Linked DNA regions of Homo sapiens: region 1 is linked to region 2. Evidence: read pairs that join two places in POLR2A ChIA-PET (ENCODE). Cell type or tissue: HCT116. All regions are shown on one strand. Links, peaks and the distances in the headings refer to the core of each region. The heading gives the core; the rest is flanking DNA. Region 1 overlaps LRIG1 (leucine rich repeats and immunoglobulin like domains 1). Region 2 overlaps LOC105377141 (a long non-coding RNA gene).

Region 1 (2,916 bases), core at 329-2,828, 150 kb before region 2:
TGGAAAAATGTTTCACATCAATTCTTTATTATGCCAGTGAAGGATGCCTTTCTTCAGGAGATGCAACATGGAGAAAGTTTTAAAGGCAGGCAGTGAAGAGAAGGACAAGACGTCTCAACCCAGCTCCTTAGATGGAGAATAAGTCTGCCCATCCCCACACACACATGCAGTGGGAATGCCAGCCGCTGCCTGTTCCTCAGTATAATCTCACCTGTGCTTCAAGCCTGATTATTAACAACCTTAGCTCAGATCATGAGGCCGAGCCTAATTTTCCGACGTTGCACTCCAGGTCACTTCCAGCTTGGGCCTTCTAAGGGACTCTCATTATTCCCCCCAGCCCTGAGCTGCAGCAGATCACAGCTGCCTCTCTCTAAGGCTCACTCTTTAATTACACTTTAATGCGAACTGATCTTTGCATTAACGAGCCTGTAAAGAAGATTGATTTCGCCCCTCTTTTTTTCCAGAGGGTTTGCTAGGTACTCAGAGAGTTAAGTATTCCTATTGACTTTACTTCACCAACAGATCCAGCCAAGAAGAGGGCTCAGGCCTTTGCTGCCTCAGATCCCTCCAACCCCACCCAGGGCTTCGTCCACTCTTCACTCACCCCCGGGGAAGGGGGAAGGTGACCACCTCCCCGCTTGGTCACAGGTAGGACACCGCGTTTCTTTCCTTCCAAGTTTTATTCTCCAGAAATTACAACAGAGGGCTGTTAAGTATCCTATCCTCTCCCGCCCACCCGCCTTTTTTTTTTTTTTTTTTTTGAGAAAGAGTTTGTTCTTCTCTCCCAGGCTAGAGTGCAATGGTGCGATCTTAGCTCACTGCAACCTCCGCCTCCCAGGTTCATGTGATTCTCCTGCTGCAGCCTCCTGAGTAGCTGGGATTACCTGCACCTCCCACCACTCCTGGCTGATTTTTGTATTTTTAGTAGAGATGGAGTTTCGCCATTTTGGCCAGGCTGGTCTCGAACTCCTGACCTCAGGTGATCCACCTGCCTCAGCCTCCCAAACTGCTGGGATTACAGGTGTGAGCCACCATGCCCGGCCTTCCTATCCCTTTCATTTAATCACTTCTCTTCAGCTAAGAGGTCACAGCAAAATATAGTTAAAGCCACCTCAGATATTTTATTAAGTTATTTATAAATGAAGTCTTCCAGGTTCATTTGTTAACATGAGAGAAAAATGCTTTCCTCAAAAAAAAAAAAATTAGTTTTCAAATAAGTGGTTACCAGGGGCTAGGGTGAGGGATATGAGAAGTGACTGTTGAAGGAGTATGGGGTTTTTTGGGGGGCGGGGTGGGTTGGGGGGTGATGAAAATGTTTTAGCATTCTGTAGTGGTGATGGTTGCACAACACTGAGAACGTACTACAAGTGGCTTTTAAATGGTGAGTTAATGGTAAGTTCATTTTTTTAAATTTTCTGATTTTTTTGTGAGTACATAGTAGGTGTATATATTTATGGTGTACAAGAGCTGTTTTGAAACAGGCATGCAGTGTATAAAAATCACATCATGGAGAATGGGGCATCCATGCCCTCAAGCATTTATCCTTTGTATTACAAACAATCCAATTACACTCTTAATTATTTTTAAATGTACAATTAAGTTATTATTGGCTATAGTCACCCTGTTATGCTATCAAATAGCAGGTCTTCATTCTATTTTTTTGTACCCATTGACCAGCCCCACACTGCCTCCCCATGTCCCTGGGTACATTTATCTTATCTCATTAAAAAAAATAGTTTTCAAAAACATTTTTTCAAGATTAGAAGTAAAAGGCATTTCAATGTGTTTTCAAATGCAACCTAAACCTAAGGAATTTTAATAGCAATATTACAAAGTCACAATTAATTGTGTGCCCCTAAGTTTTGCCTAGGTCTTCCTCCTGGTTGAGGACACAGGCTGTGGGAGAGCAAATGACAAGGCACCATAAAGGGATGAAGTCTAGAACAAACCAGCTGGAGAAGTTGTTAGGTAGACAAGGCCAACCCTATGGGTAATATGCTACAGTCCATGCACAGGAGACAAAAGCTAAGACCAACTATACCACATACATTTTTACTCCCAGGACTGAAAAATTCAACGATTTCCACTGTCACCAATCTTCTCGACAGTACAAGTGCAGCAACACCACCGGAAAAACAGAGATTTTTCCTCAACAGAAATGTCATTGATGCATCAGACAAAATTACTGTTGCTGTGGGAATCGTAACTTGAGTGTCCTGGATTTTAAATTAAAAAAGAAAGAAATCTCAAACGTGAAAATCCACTGGCAGCTTCTGCCCCCATTTAACAAAAGTCTGTTTCTTTTTCTCGGCACTATTTTATGAAATTAGCTCCCTCACCGGAACCCATTCTTATTAAGAGCTTTCCTTGAGTTCTATGCTTTCTGTTTATTAAGGACAAATGGCTCCGGCATTATCCTCAGAACACAATGCAAATAAATCTGTTCTTTGACAAATATGTTAACTGAATTAGATTCCTTTAATCAGAAAGTATTAACCAACTGAAATTTTGCTCTATGACTCCAGTTCCCAAAACTATGGAAGTCTCTTTTGAAGACCTGACAGAAAAAGCCAGGTGCAGAGCAATGCCTCTTCCCATGAGGCTCTCCCAATGGTGCCACCCAGCTTGGGAGGGCTCTGGTGTCTGGAAGTCGGCTCAATTCTGCATAAGCAAAATGAAACACAGAGAGAAAGGGCCAACTTCCAGAGGCAAAAGTCCATAATTATAGGTGTCCAAGCTGAAAATTAACAAACCCACTACTTCTGTGAAAAGACAGAAAGCAACAACAGTGGTTATTGGTCAGAGGGTAACTATGTCTTTTGTGACATTATTGCCCCTACTCTCAACTTTCGGGTCACAAAGAGAATACACAAGCTTCGAGGGTACTTCTACCATCTGCTTCAACTTCCTCATCTG
Region 2 (2,916 bases), core at 148-2,647:
ACTGTTCTTCTTCCTGGAGCTGCCCAGTTGTTTCTGAGGGGACTTGAAGTGGTTTCCTAGCTGTTTCAACGCCCTGAATGACAATGCATCCTCAGAGTCAGACTGGAGAATGGAATTCCCTGTTTATATCCACAAGACTTCTCTCGCTCTCCTTCTTTTTTTTTTTTTTTTTTTTGAGAGGGAGCCTTACTGTGTCACCTAGGCTGGAGTGCAGTGGCGCGATCTCTGCTCACAGCAACCTCCGCCTCCCGGGTTCAAGTGATTCTTCTGCCTCAGCCTCCCAAGTAGCTGGGACTACAGGCATGCGCTATCACGGCTGGCTATTTTTTTTTTTGTATTTTTAGTAGAGACGGGATTTCACCACATTGACCAGGCAAATCTCAAACTCCTGAGCTCAACTGATCCGCCCGCTTTGGCCTCCCAAAGTGCTGGGATTACAGTTGTGAGCCACTGCACCCGGCCTCTCCTTCTTTTAAACATATGCAGACTCACCGCAGAAACTGGAAACAGATTAAAAGAAATGCTGGCTTTTAAGGCGAGTTTGAAAAACGTAAAGCTGGGAGCCGGCTTCCCGCTCTCCCTGGTTCCCTTTTTGTGTTCTCTTCTGTGATTCATCTGCTCTAATCCATCACCGATTCATCATGCTCATCCATCAGACCCTTCAAAGCAAACCCTACAGCTGCTTTTGCCATTTATCAGTGGGAAATAAAAGGGAAAGGGGGAAAAGTAAGGAAAATATCACGACCTTTCTGGGCCTGGGATAATGGGTGTGAAAAAAGGGTGGAGGGAAAGCTTATCTAATGAAACCCAGAGCCTTTCTGGGATGTGAGTTCTTGAACAAAGGATTATGACTGAGAGCAAGACCAGCAGCCAGTCTGCAGTAAAGTTTCAGGGATAAAGTCTGCCAGAAACAAAAGGTTTAGTGGGAAACTAGAGGAATGTGGACAAAATGATATCCACTCCAGAGGAGTTTAAAACCTACCAATATTCATAGAAATTTGTTGTCTGTGACCAGTCTCTCAGCTTTCAGCTGTGTAATAGAACATGGGCATTCAGGTTGAGAGGCAAACATTTGACTTCAGTGCCCTTCCTTGCAAACTGGGAAATGACTGATATTGTAATTCACCGTTCTCATTTTCATAAGATGCCTTGCAAGTCCTCTGCCATTTAAACACAACTGATGTGCCTTAATTTTGAATTTGTCATGCACCAGATTTTTATTTTTTATTTTTAAATTTTTATTTATTTATTTAAAAAATAGAGACGAGGTCTCACTATGTTGTACAGGCTGGTCTTGAACTCCTGAGCTCAAGTGATCCTCCCGTCCCGGTCTCCCAAAGTGCTAGGATTACAGGTGTGAGCCACTATGCCTGGCCTCATGCACCAGTTTTGCTCTCAAATTTGAGAATCAAAAAATAAGGACTGACTCAGTGATTCCACTTCTAGTAATTCAGCCTATATACGTGTAATCCATGTAGGAGGTTACTCTCTTTGTCATCATAGAAGGTAGAAACAGCCCAAAGTTTCATCATCAATGTCATGTAGCTTTTAGAAAGAATGAGGAAGGTAAACAAACTGTGGACACTATGGAATTCTATGACTCACCAATAAAAGGGAATAACTACAAATGCATGCAATGAGGTGGATGGACCTCAAAAGCAAGAGAGAACTTACTGTATGATTTCATTTACAGGACATTCTAGAGTGGGCAAAGCTATTTTATGGTAGAAAAAGAACAAGAGCTGCCTCTGAGGGTACAAAGGTGGGGACTGATGGGTAAAGGGCATGAAGGACGTTTCTGGGGGTGATGTTGATACCTTGTATCTTGATAGGGGTTTGGGTTACACAAAAGTATTTATTATCCAAACTCAGTGAATTTTGCACCTAAGATTTATATGTTTATCAAAGCTTAGAGAATATTTACTTAAAATTTGTGCATTTTATTATAGGTATTTTTTTTAAGTAAAAAGTTATAAACCAGTAATGAAATTCTGACTAAGAATATGCTTGCTCGAGTATTTGGATAAAAGTCTATTTATGTTTTCTATTTACTTTGAAATGCATCCCAAATAATATGGATTGCTGGATGGATAGAAAGATGACTGATGGGTGAATATTTGATAAAGCAAGCACAGTAAAGTGTTAATGGTAAAACCTAACTGGTGGGTATTCACAGGCATTCCTGGTAAAACTACTTAAATTTCACTCTATTTTGAATTTGTGTGTGTGTGTGTTTGTTTTTTGGGTTGGTTTTTTTTTTTTTTTTTTTTTTTTTTTTTCCTGAGATGAAGTCTCGCTCTGTTGCCCAGGCTGGAGTGCAGTGGCACAGGCTTGGCTCACTGCAATCTCTGTGTCCTGGGTTCAAGCGATTCTCCTGCCTCAGACTCCCAAATAGCTGGGATTTCCGGTGCATGCCACCATGCCAGCTGATTTTTGTTATTTTTAGTAGAGATGGAGTTTTGCCATGTTGGCCAGGCTGGTCTCAAACTCCTGATCTCAAGTGATCTGCCCGCCTCAGCCTCCCAAAGTGCTGGGATTGCAGGCATGAGCTACTGTGCCTAGCCAATTTTGAATATTTTAATAAAGTTTTGGGAAACAAAAAAAAAGAATGAGGAAGCTTTTTATATCCTCATATAGACTTTTTTCCAGTTTTATTGTTAGGTGAAAAAAGTTGCAGGCCACGCACGGTGGCTCACGCCTGTAATCCCAGCACTTTGGGAGGCCAAGGCGGGTGGATCACAAGGTCAGGAGTTCAAGACCAGTCTGGCCAACATGGTGAAAACCCATTTCTATTAAAAATACAAAAATTAGCTGGGTGTGGTGGCATGTGCCTGTAATCTCAGCTACTCAGGAGGATGAGGCAGGAGAATCACTTGAACCCAGAAGGTGGAGGTTTCAGTGAGCTGAGACTGTGCC

The links. ChIA-PET counts read pairs that join two places held together with the same protein. Peaks named below come from ENCODE experiments on the same cell type or tissue, not always from the same donor. Only the 100,000 strongest peaks of a DNase experiment are listed, where the experiment ranks them.
Region 1: POLR2A ChIA-PET joins it to region 2 with 7 read pairs; 4 of 35 experiments call an interaction of 5 or more read pairs at or near these places.

What each region holds. Positions count from the first base shown.
Region 1 is chr3:66,445,663-66,448,578 of GRCh38, forward strand. The region is part of intron 3 of LRIG1 (leucine rich repeats and immunoglobulin like domains 1); the gene reads right to left. Among named protein-coding and RNA genes, the nearest start is that of LRIG1, 54 kb to the right of the region's middle. In HCT116, for the core only: no CTCF peak of the experiment used is centred there; no DNase peak of the experiment used is centred there.
Region 2 is chr3:66,592,612-66,595,527 of GRCh38, forward strand. All of the region lies in intron 1 of LOC105377141 (a long non-coding RNA gene), which reads left to right. Among named protein-coding and RNA genes, the nearest start is that of LRIG1, 93 kb to the left of the region's middle. In HCT116, for the core only: no CTCF peak of the experiment used is centred there; a DNase peak (open chromatin) is centred at 1,530.